Regions from separate parts of the Homo sapiens genome. Here region 2 is linked to region 1. Evidence: chromatin contacts called from ENCODE Hi-C or POLR2A ChIA-PET data. All regions are on one chromosome and are shown on one strand. The core of a region is the stretch at or near the end of the contact, and the rest is flanking DNA. Distances in the headings are between cores, read along the strand shown.

Evidence for each region. Hi-C counts contacts between places; a loop is a spot of excess contacts on that map. ChIA-PET counts read pairs that join two places held with the same protein, here RNA polymerase II (POLR2A). Pooled maps may share reads with other maps.
Region 2: a loop to region 1 is called in a pooled map, with 3 times the contacts of the local background. The contact joins the promoter of LINC00563 here to the promoter of SIAH3 in region 1. A Hi-C loop is called at or near these places in 3 of 50 pooled maps. POLR2A ChIA-PET finds 5 or more read pairs at or near these places in 2 of 52 experiments (HEK293 and PC-3).

Annotation. Positions count from the first base shown.
Region 1 is chr13:45,849,000-45,854,783 of GRCh38, forward strand. It overlaps SIAH3 (siah E3 ubiquitin protein ligase family member 3), which reads right to left and starts at 2,754. Exons shown (of 2, transcript NM_198849.3): 1 at 2,496-2,754. The coding sequence starts at 2,630. RefSeq lists an enhancer at 1,326-1,863.
Region 2 is chr13:46,295,638-46,301,421 of GRCh38, forward strand. LINC00563 (long intergenic non-protein coding RNA 563) reads right to left here and starts at 2,207. Exons shown (of 1, transcript NR_047493.1): 1 at 808-2,207. The region is part of intron 2 of LOC105370194 (a long non-coding RNA gene); the gene reads right to left. RefSeq lists an enhancer at 795-1,994.

The DNA.
Region 1 (5,784 bases), core at 1,504-4,003:
TTTTGAGGTTACATGTGCTTTTTATACAAGCAATGGGGCAGTGACACTCCTATGGAGTTAGTCCTTTTAAAGCTCTGCAAATGGCTATTAGCCCTTAGGTTTGAGAAGGGAGTGAAACTTACCTGATGGGCCACCTGGACCCTCCAGGTCTCTCCCTACCTGGCGCCCTCTCCAAATCCTGTGTGCCTAATCCTGAGGGGGCATTAGCAGCACTCAACTTGCTTTGTTTATCTGGGGTGATGTTCCTCTGAGCAAAATCCATAAGTGGTTTTTTTGTGTGCGAAATGAAAAGCCAAATAAGAGTGTAAGTGAAAAAGTGAGCTATGTCCTCTCAAAGCATACGTCATCCATTTTTATGTTGCTGATTATACAATTTCTAAATTGCCTGAAGGTGTTAAGTGACAACTTTTGAATTTGCTATTGGAACTCTACAAATTATATATACAATAACATACATTATTTTTAGAGGAGAGTTATGAAACACCTCTGATACCTCTTTTCAGTCTCAAAAGCTGAGGCGGAGAAAGGGCAGATGTTCATCAGCCCATTTAAAAGGTGAGGAAGGGAAGTCTCAAAGAGGTGGAGGAGGAGTTCAAGTTCACACAGCTGGCCAGAGATGACTCAAGGCCTCCAACCCTGACTCTGAACTCCTGGGTCAGGGCAGCAAGACGACTTGTCAAAATCCAGGCAGACATCATTGAGAAATATACACAAGTGGTTTCCCCTCACTCCACACAGAGACCTTAACACCTCTCTATTCTCCATCATCAGCTGCAGTCAATGAACCATATAAATGCAAACTTCAGAAATGCTAAAGTCTCATAAGCAATTTTTAAAGGTATTAAAATACAAAACAGAAGTAAACAAAATTTCTTGCCCCAGGGAACTAACTAATCCAAAGTGGAAAAAATAATGGAAGTTTGAATGCAGTCTCAAAAGTGGCCATAAAATGGAATTCAGAATTTTATTTTAATGTGCATACTACATACTTGCTTTGCCAAGGATGACTGGTAGTAAATTCTCATTTATAAAACTAAGCTATAAAAGAAAAAAAGAAATAGTGGAATGAGAGGCAAGAGCGCGCAAGCAAGAGCAGGTGTGAACGGTTGCATGCGATGGCATTCGTCACAGCTGGGATATCAGAGAGAGTCAGATCCTAGGTCAGATGCACCATAGGGGTCCCAGGATAGTCCATCGCCCCTCCCCCAGGACTGGCCTTGGCATGTAACCCCAGCAGCTCCAGGCAGCTGTCTTTCGGCGGAACTTCTAGGAGTGGGGGCACCCATCAGCGCTGACCTGCGGGGCTCCAGCTGAGGACAGTCCGGCCGTGGGAGTTTATAAAGTAATGGACAACAGGCAATGCTCTTCCTGCCCAACAGCAGTGGTCAGAGGGACAGATCTATCCTCACAGAGACTGTCAGGCACTGTCGCTACAGACACGGCCCCTCCCCCGGCACTCAGTCCTGCCTGCCTTACACAGGAGTACAGGAAAGGAACTTCCAATGAGTCCATCTTTTATGTTAGGAGAGAGGCAAGGTGCTGAGTTTCCCATCCGGGGAGTTCAGCTGCACCCTCTCCCCAGCCCCCACCTCCCTGACTTCCCCTCCTCCCTACTACCCCTAACCAGTGGCCCATCATTCCTTTCCCAGTCAGTCTTGGCTGTGATGTTAAGCGGCTCTGCCGGACCCCATATTTTGTCTGGTCTCTAAAAGGGCACTGACCTGAGGGTACAAATGCAGAGGCCCCGGGGCAGCTAGGCAGCCGCGAGCAACCCAGCACCCAGCTGCCTAGGGTGCTCCAGGCAGCGGCGGCAGCAGCTAGAAGCTGGTGTCATTATTACACAAGCCAGGCAAATCCTGCTCCAGTACACAGAGCGCATCTAACCAGCAGGAAGGAAATAAGCCAAAATCCTCCCGACACCACACACACACACACACACACACACACACACACACACACACACACGAGTCTGAGGACAAGGACAAACACTTTGCAGAAAGAACCCTCCCCCCACCCCACCGACGTCCAAGTCCCTGTTTCAGGATTCCTCACCCCCCAGTAGCTTCTAAAATCCTCGTGTTTGACCACCTCTCCCAACACATGGGACAGAGAGAATTTGGCTAACTTCAAATCCTGTCTCCTGAGCACTTGCCCACAAATAGTAGGGGGAGTGATGGGGACGCCCCCCTGTTCCCTCCACCACCCTCACTTCTGCCCCCCACGCCACTCTCAGGTTGACAGCGTCGGGGAAAGACATCAGACCATCAATCCAGCTTTTCCTGCCAGCTGGGGAAACAACACTCGGTCACTAACAGCACCCAATCACCTAGAGAGCGAGAGTGAGCCGAGGCAAACACGCCGGGTTCCAGACACCGTCCCAGCCCCCGAGACCCGGGTTTGCAAAGGGCTGCACACGTTCGCCGGAGGGTCGCTGCCGCCTCCGAGAAAGGACTTGAACCTGAGCCCGGTGAAGGTAAAATGACACAGAGACTCACCTTTAGGTTGTGTGTGGGGTTGACGACACAGACAAGTTGCCCGGCAGCGGAGAAAACCCGTTTAGCCTTGTAGTGCTGAAACCGGAGATGAATGAGATCTAATACAGCCCCAAAGCACTGGGTAAAGAAAAGCATCACAACTTTTGGGGGGTTGTTGGTCCGGGAAGGCAGCGGAGGAAGCTGTGAGTCCTTGGGCCCTGGAAGGAGCGCAGCCTCTGAGACACTCCGCTCCAGCCCGGCTTAGCGCGCCTTCATATTCATCATCAAAATAAGACGGTTAGAATCTTGCAGCAGTGAGGCGGCCAATCAAAAGGACAGAAATGTTATCCTTGAGGTGCAGAGACAGCCAATAACAAATGCCTTCCCTACCGAAACTCCCTGATGAATTGAGCCTGGCGGAGAATGTATTATTGAACATTACCATAGATCAGCACATTGCATTTATCTTGTGATTACAGCCAACCATACCTAATGCTGGGGAGATAGGCTGACAAAATTGATTGCTTAATGTGTCTCCATTTATTAATTGACTTAATTTAACATGAGAGCCTTTCTTAATGCCCTGGCAAGAACGTAAAGCGTTTAAGCCGCCAAATAGTACAACACCCCGCTCCAAAGTAGGCAGATGGATAACGCAGATCATGGCTCGACTCACCAGAGCTGCTTGGGAGAAAATAAAATATTACTAGACTCTGAATCCAGATAAGGACTTGGCAGCAGCAAAAATGTGTATCTTTCAATCTTGCGTTCTGACTTTCTGCAATTTGGATTACAGCCCCTTGATAAATCTTACTCTCCACTCTTTATCAAAGAAAAGAATCCCTGACAAATTCATTTGGAGTTGAGGGGTGGAGGGAAGCACATACATATATATTACTATACATATATATATATTTTCTTTTTTTCAAAATACTGTGATTACTGAAGTCTGAAAGTATTAAAGGATAAAAATGCACAGAGTATGCTTCAAAAAATAATGAAATCCCTGATGCATGAATGCACACACACAGAAAAACCTACACTGAGAGGAAAGAGGCTTGTAAATCAGCAAAATAATTACAGATGCAGAGAACCTTTGCTTGTCATTCATTTGCATATTGGTGGGCAGCAAATTGCTAATTAACCACTAGATTGCTGGAGACATTAAAATAGAGATTAAGGATGCACATACCACATCATTTACTTGTTTCTGCAAATGCTAGCAGCACATTTCTGTGCTGGCACAGGCAGAGGGCATTCCAGTCCTCAGACTGCAAACCTGTCCTTGCTCCCCAGAACAGGGCTGGTGGGTGGGCGGGAGGCCGCTGGTTCTTGAAGAAAGATTCCTAAGCAGTACTTGAAGGGTTTTGGGTTTTTCGGGACTAGCTCTGATGGTTTAGTCTTTGCAGCTAAAGCAGGGGAGTTCAGTGTATTGTGTTTTCCCTCTTCCCTGGTTGTTTCTCTCTTGAGAAGTCAGGCCAGATCCAGTGCTGCCTGGAGCAGGATCAGCCCCCACTGTGAATTGTACCCTGTGAGTGTGAGCCCCCTCCCTCATGGCTCTTGTTCTGCTCTGGCTACAATGCTTGGGTTGTAATGTATGCAAAACATATGCACACGTGGAACACCTAGGTCTGTGACCTGGTCAGGCAGTTAAACTAACAACAGAATAACATACGGGATAAAAATAATGCACAAGTTTATTGATGCCAGGACAGAGCCCAGGCTGTTCATTTTAACTTGCATTTAAAACCAAACCAATGTTTTAAGAGACAAGCTGAACACCAATTAAACATGGAAACTTTGCACTTTTAAAATAACGACACTGGCACCAAACTAGAAGATGACAACATTTGAACTGATTAGAACCTCATCAATGTGATATTTTTATAGGACCTGAGTCCCTGGAGCCACTTGTTACATGGCATATAATAAAGGTTGCTGGCCCACAAAACCAGAATCTGCTTTCTAAAGTTTGAATTGTCCAGAAAATAAGCTTTCAGCAGTTCATTGGGAAAACATTTAATGTCCTTTCATTGGCTTACTTGTTTTAAAAACTAAAAGTGTGCAGATACTCTCATAGATTCCTTAAAGATATATTCATAATTTAGAAAGGTTCAAATTATTTTTACATCTTTGGCTCTAGTGGAACGATTGTGTTGATTTTTTGTTCTGTTTTGTTTCATTTTTCTTTACTTTTTAAAGATGTATTGTTTCCGTCATCCTGCTAGAAGTAAGTTCCATGAGAATGGGGATTTCTGCTGTTTTTTTTTTTTTTTTGGAAAGGTATTTTTAAAATAAAATGATTGTACACAAAATAAGGATGCCAGCAAATAGGTCAAAGATCTATAACTTTGTGTTGATAATCTCATGCTTGTGCTTAAGATATAAAAATCAATGCTCCTTTAATTTTATCTTGATTTTTAAGAAATTAAAGACCTAATGTTTTTAGAGTAGTTTTAGGTTCACAGCAAAATTGAGAGGAAAGTACAGAAATACCTCATTTTGCCCCTACCCCCACACCTGCACCACCTCCCCTATTATCAACACCCCCCCACTATAGGGGTGCATTTGTTACAATTAATGAACCCACATTGACGCATCACCATCATCCAGAGTTCATAGTTTATACTAGGCTCACTCTTGGTGTTGTACATTCTACGGGTTTGAACAAATGTCAAATGACCCAAATCCATTGTTAGAGTAACATACAGAGTATTTTCACTGCTCTAAATATCCTCCGTGTTCTGCTTATTCATCCCATCCCACCAACCTCCCCCAGCTCTTGGCAACCACTGATTTTTATGCTGTCTATGCCATAGTTTTGCCTTTTTCAAAATGTCACGTAATTGGAGCCATATAGTATGTAGTCTTTTTGAACTGGCTTCTTTCACTTAGTAACATGCATTTAATATCCATGTCTATTCATGACTTGATAGCTCATATGTTTTTAACACTGAATAGTATCCCATTGGGTGACCACAGTTTATTTATCTGTTCATCTATGGAAGGATATCTTGGTTACTTTCAAGTTAATTTTTGTGAATTGTGTAAGATCTGTGTCTAGATTCCTTTTTTAAATCTGCATACAGATGGTCCAGTTTCAGCACCATTTGTTGAAAAATTGTTAGATTTACAACTATGTCTTCTTGGGTGCTAATGTAAATAGTATTGTGTTTTTAATTTCAAATTCTACTTGGTAATTGTTTACTTACAGGAAATCAATTGACTTTTTATGTGTTAACCTTGTATTCTACACCTTTGCTATGATCATTTATTAGTTTGAAGTATTTTTGTTGATTCTTCTGAATTT
Region 2 (5,784 bases), core at 957-3,456, 450 kb after region 1:
GCGCTAGCACCTGTGTTATCAAGAGAAGCTGAGTCCAGAACACGTGATGGGAAGCATGTGGGTATGTATGTGTCAAAGCTGCTTTGAGCCTCACTCTGTGCTTTTTCTCTTCTTCTAACAAATTCATCACCGGTGTTATTGTGTCAGTGCATGCTGAGAATTTTATGCAACTTAGTGTATATCTGATTATCAAGCATTCAAATCCCAACATCTGTGCTCAAATATAAGGAAATAGGTCAAACAGAGACGCCTCCTCCTGCTGCAACGCCTTTCACACTGCGTCAAAGAGTTGCATCAAACAGGATGATCAGTGTTGCAAGGTGTGGAGACCACAAACTGTCTGCCACCACTGCCAGGCACCATGTAACCTCAATTCTTCCCTGGCAAATAGTGTCTGACACAGTGCAAAAGGGCAGCACTGTTAGAAAGACTGCAGCTCTAACTAAAACTGATGATCAAGCAAGAGGAAAAAATCCGATTATCAGCTATTTTAGAGTACATTTAAATTCCCAAGTGCAATGACCCCTAAATGCAAACCATTGTTTTTGACCAGCTATGACTAAAACAGCTAAAAAGGATTGAGAAACAGCAAGAGAGAAACTATGCCCTCTAAAGAAGCAGACTTCCTGCCTTGGCTAGCTTGTGTTAGAGCAGATTCTGCCAAATAATACCACTATAAAACGTGTCTTCAAAAAAGCTGTATCTTCCAAAAGATGATGTAACAGTTGCTCTAGGGAGGCAATAGCAATGTTCAGATGAATGGTGAATTCCTTTCCTATTGCTGCTCTAACAAATTACCACAAATCAGTGGCTTAAAACAAAACAGCTTTATTACTGCACAGTTTTGGAGGTCTGAAGTCTGAAATGGGTTTCACTAGGTACAAGTCCAGGTGTCAGCAGGGGTGTGTTCCAGCTTCTAGAGGCTTCCTGCATTCCTTCGCTCATGGCCTCACTCCTCCATCTTCTAAGCCAGCAATGTCAGGCTGAGCCTTCCTCATGCTGCCGCCTTTCTGATTCTTTCTCTCCTGCCTCTCTCTTATAAGGAACATTGTGATGACATTGGACCCACCCAGATGATCCCAGATAGTCTCACCATCTCAAGGTCAGCTGATTATCAACCTTAATTCAGTCTGGAACCTCAAGTCTCCCATTGCCATGTGACATAACATAGTCACAGGTTCCAAGGATTAGGATGTAGATATCTTTGGGGGGCTATTATTCTCCCTATCACAAAAGGGAACACCAGAGTCTTCAGTTTAGCAATCTTCAAGGAATGTTGACAAAGCAAGAATCTGAGGCTTTGAGAATGTAGGTAATTTTCCCGAAGACATTCTGCAAGTAGGAGATAGAGCTGGAACATGACCAGATCTGTCTGCCAAGTAAGCCCAGGCTCATCCTCCACACGCTGCCCCCATCAGGAGGCAACCTGGCCCCTTCTACTGAATCTCTACATCAGATGGAGCCTGCATATGACTCAGCAGAAACCTCAGAGGAAATTCTGCTTCCTTCAGGAATTTCAGGGCATGGTGGTGATTGGAAAGAGTCAGGACAGTTGGCCTTTACTTCATATTGCATCACAACCACTAAGTGGCTTTGGGAAGTTTGCTAAAACTTTCAGGTTCTAAGGATCCTCGGCTGTGAAACCAGGAACTTGGACTAGATGGTGTCTAAGACATCTTTCAGTTCTAAAATTCTATAATTGAATGGTCTTATGGGTAAAACCACTTTGCTGCAGAACAGTGCCACTCAGAGCATAGTTTGTCGACCTCTGTCAGTCCAGAGTATTCGGTACCTGTCCATGACAAGATAAGGAGCTTAAGCCAAAATGTTAACCAACTACATCAGTAAGTGCACTGTTCAGTACTGCTGCCATTTGATTTTTTGTAGCAAGGCTTTCGTGGTGAAGGAAGCAGTGTGTTGATTTACTTCCTGGCATAATCTTCTTATCTCATTGCAGATTGTTAGCAAATAGTTCCTGGATGAGATTCTGAATAATGCTGATGTAGAAAAAACATTAAAGTTCAGAGGTGAATATGTGCTTAATATCTGAAAATTTTTAGAGAATGACAGCTGGTTGTTCTTGCCTCACAGAAAGGAATAGTATCCAGTAAGTATTTGTAAAAATACAAATGATGAAACTATCTTTGGGATCTGTGATAGACTGCAGTATTTCTTCCAGATTATTTACACTCTCCCTGCAAGAAAATTATACATCCAGGTCTACTGCCATGGGCCTTCCTGTGGAATACATTTCTTCCCACTATTGACATCAGACTTGGGTCCAGGGACTTGCCTTGGTTAATGGAATGTGAGCAGATGGCTTATACCATGTCTCAGCAGAAGTTTTGGAAGTCATTCACGCCTGTAATCCCAGCACTTTGGGAGGCCAAGGCGGGCAGATCACTTGAGGTCAGGAGTTCAAGACCAGCCTGGCCAACACGGTGAAACCCTCTCTCTACTAAAAATACAAAAATTAACTGGGTGTGGTAGCGCACGCCTGTAGTCCCAGCTACTAGGGAGACTGAGGCAGAAGAATTGCTTGAACCCAGGGGGTGGGGGTTGCAGTGATCCAAGAGTGCGCTACTGCACTCCAGCCTGGGCGACAGAGCAAGACTCCATCTCAACAACAACAACAACAACAAAAATCATTGCATAGTTCAGCCATGGCTTTTTTTCTTCTCTTAAAAAATGTGGGGGCAGGGAGGGGAAGGAAGGGGGTGTCCTAGGTAGGGGTGAATCTTTCAGCCTGTAAACCAGAATGAAGAAGACATGTAGAGCAGAGCTATAGTCAACCCTAGCTGACATATATTGTAAGCAAAAAATAATCCTTTGTCATTGTCCCTGAGATTTTGGAATTGTTTGTTACTGCAACCTAACCGAACAAATGCTGGTAGAACAATTTGTATTCCTTTGGGTATATACCCAGTAATGGAATTGCTGGGTCAAATTGTAGCTCTGTTTTTAGCTCTTTGAGCAATCACCACACTGGTTTCCACAATGGTTGAACTAATTAACACTCCCACCAAGAGTATATAAGAATTCCCTTTTCTCTGCAACCTCACCAGCATCTGTTATTTTTTGACTTATTGATAATAGCCAATCTGACCAGTGTGAGATGACATCTCATTGTTGTTTTGATTCGCATTTCTCTAATTAGTAGTGCATTCTTCTTTCTATTAGTAAGTACAACAAAGTTTTTACCTCAATAGCCTCATGGCCCAGTCAGGACTGCTTTATCTCAAAAAGCAAAGCAGAAACTACAGCTATTATGAAGTCAATGACAGTAGCATTGTTTACCCCCAGGCAAATAGATTTCTTATTGCTGAGAGCATACCCACCTCCTCCAACACACACACACACACACATACAGGATATGGATTAAGTTGAATGGTTCAAGTGTTTTATGTTTTCATAGCCACACTCCACTTCCAATAACTTACAAAGTCCTGTCAGTTCTACCTCCACCTCTTACATGTCTCTCCAATGTCTCTGGTTCCACTGCCACTATTCCATTCCAGGCCATCATTATCTCTCATCTGGACAATTGTGATAATTTACTAAGTGGTATGGCCATATACATCAACTCTTCCCCCACTCTAGCTAGCTTGCTATATAATTCTACAAAAGTCAGGGCTGGGCATGGTGGCTCATGCCTGTAATCCCAGCACTTTGGGAGGCTGAGGTGGGCAGATCACGAGGTCAGGAGATCGAGACCATCCTGGCTTGATCTCCTGTCTCTACATGGTGAAAACCTGTCTCTACTAAAAATACAAAAAATTAGCCGGGCGTGATGGCGGGCACCTGTAGTCCCAGCTACTCGGGAGGCTGAGGCAGGAGAATTGTGTGAACCCAGGAAGTGGAGCTTGCAGTGAGTCGAGATCACGCCACTGCACTCCAGCCTCGATGACAGAGTGAGACTCCATCTAAAAAAAAAAACAAAAACAAAAAACAAAAAACAAAAGTCAGCTTTCCAAAATGTAAAATTAATCACATTATTGCCCTGCTTAAAACTCATTCAGTAGTCACAAAGGAGAGAAAAAAAGGAATCAAACTTTATCACTACAGAAAATGACCAAACTGCAAAAATAAACAATGAGAAGAAGTAAGGAATAAGTAATATGCAAAACAACCAGAAAACAATCTATAAAATGATAAGAGTAAGTCTTTACCTATCAATAATAACTGTGAATGTAAATGTATTAAATTACTCAGTTAAAAGACATAGGTTGGCCAAATTGAAAAAAAAGTAAGACCCAACTATATGCTGCCTACAAGACACTCACTTCACCTGTAAATACAAGCTTTATGTGAAGGGATAGAAAAAGATATGTCATGAAAATGGAAACCAAAAGCAAGGAGGAGTAGCCATGCCTATGTCAGATAAAACAAACTTTAATTCAAAAGCTATAAACAGAAACAAGGGACATTATATAATAATACAGGGATCAATTCAGCAAGGACATATAACAACTGTATATATATGCAGTCAATACTGGATAGTCTAGATATATAAAGCAAATTATTAGATCTAAAGGGAGATTCAGACTCCAATACAACAGTAGCTGTGCATTATAACATCTCACAGCATTAGACATATCATCTAGACAAAATTTAACAAAAAAACATTGGAATTAAATAGCATCATAGATCAAATGGACCTAGCAGACATTTACAGAATATTTCACCCAATAGCTAAATAAGACACATTTTTTCCATCAGCACATGGAATAGTTGGAATATTCCATGTGTTTGGAAACAAAACAAGTTTAAATTTTTAAAAAATTGAAGTCATATCAAGTATCTTTTCTGACTACTGGAATAAAACTACACATCAATAACAAGAGGAACATTTGAAACTATACAAATACATGAAAATTAAACAACATGCTCCTGAATGACCAATGAGTAAAGAAAGAAATTAAAAAGAGAACTTTTTAAATTCTTGCAATAAATGAAAATAGCAACATAACCTGTCAAAACAAATGGGAGGCAACAAAAGCAGGATTAAGAGGCAAGTTTATAGCAGTAAATAGCTACATCAAAAAAGTAGAAAGAAGCCAGGTGCAGTGGTTCATGCTTATAATCCAAGCAGTTTGGGAGGCCAAGGCGGGTGGATCAACTGAGGTCAAGAGATGGAGACCAGCCTGACCAACATGACAAAACCCTGTCTCTACTGAAAATACAAAAACCAGCCAGTGTGGTGGTGTATGCCTGTAATCCCAGCTACTCAGGAGGCTGAGGCAGGAGAATTGCTTGAACCCAGGAAGCAGAGGTTGCAGTGAGCCAGGATCGCACCATTGCACTCTAGCCTGGGCAACAGAGCAAGACTCTGTCTCAAAAAAAAGAAAAAAGTAGAAAGATTTCAAATTAAAAAAAAACTAATGATGCATCTCAAAGAAAAGCAAGAACAAATCAAACTTTAAATTATAAGGAAAGCAATAATGAAGATCAGAGCAGAAATAAAATTGAGACATAAAAATAATACAAAAGAAAAATGAAACAAAAATCTGATTTTTAAAAAAGATAAACAAAATTGGCAAGCCATTAGCTAGATAAACTATGAAAAAAAGAAAGAAGACCCAAATAAACAAGATCAGAAAAGTAGACATCACAACTGATACCACAGAAATACAAATGGTCATTGGAGACTACTATGAACAACTATATGCTAATAAATTTTAAAACCTAGAGGAAATATAGAAATTCCTGGACATATATAACCTATCAAAATTGAGCCAAGAAGAAATAGAAAGTCTGAACATACCAATAATGAGTAACAATATT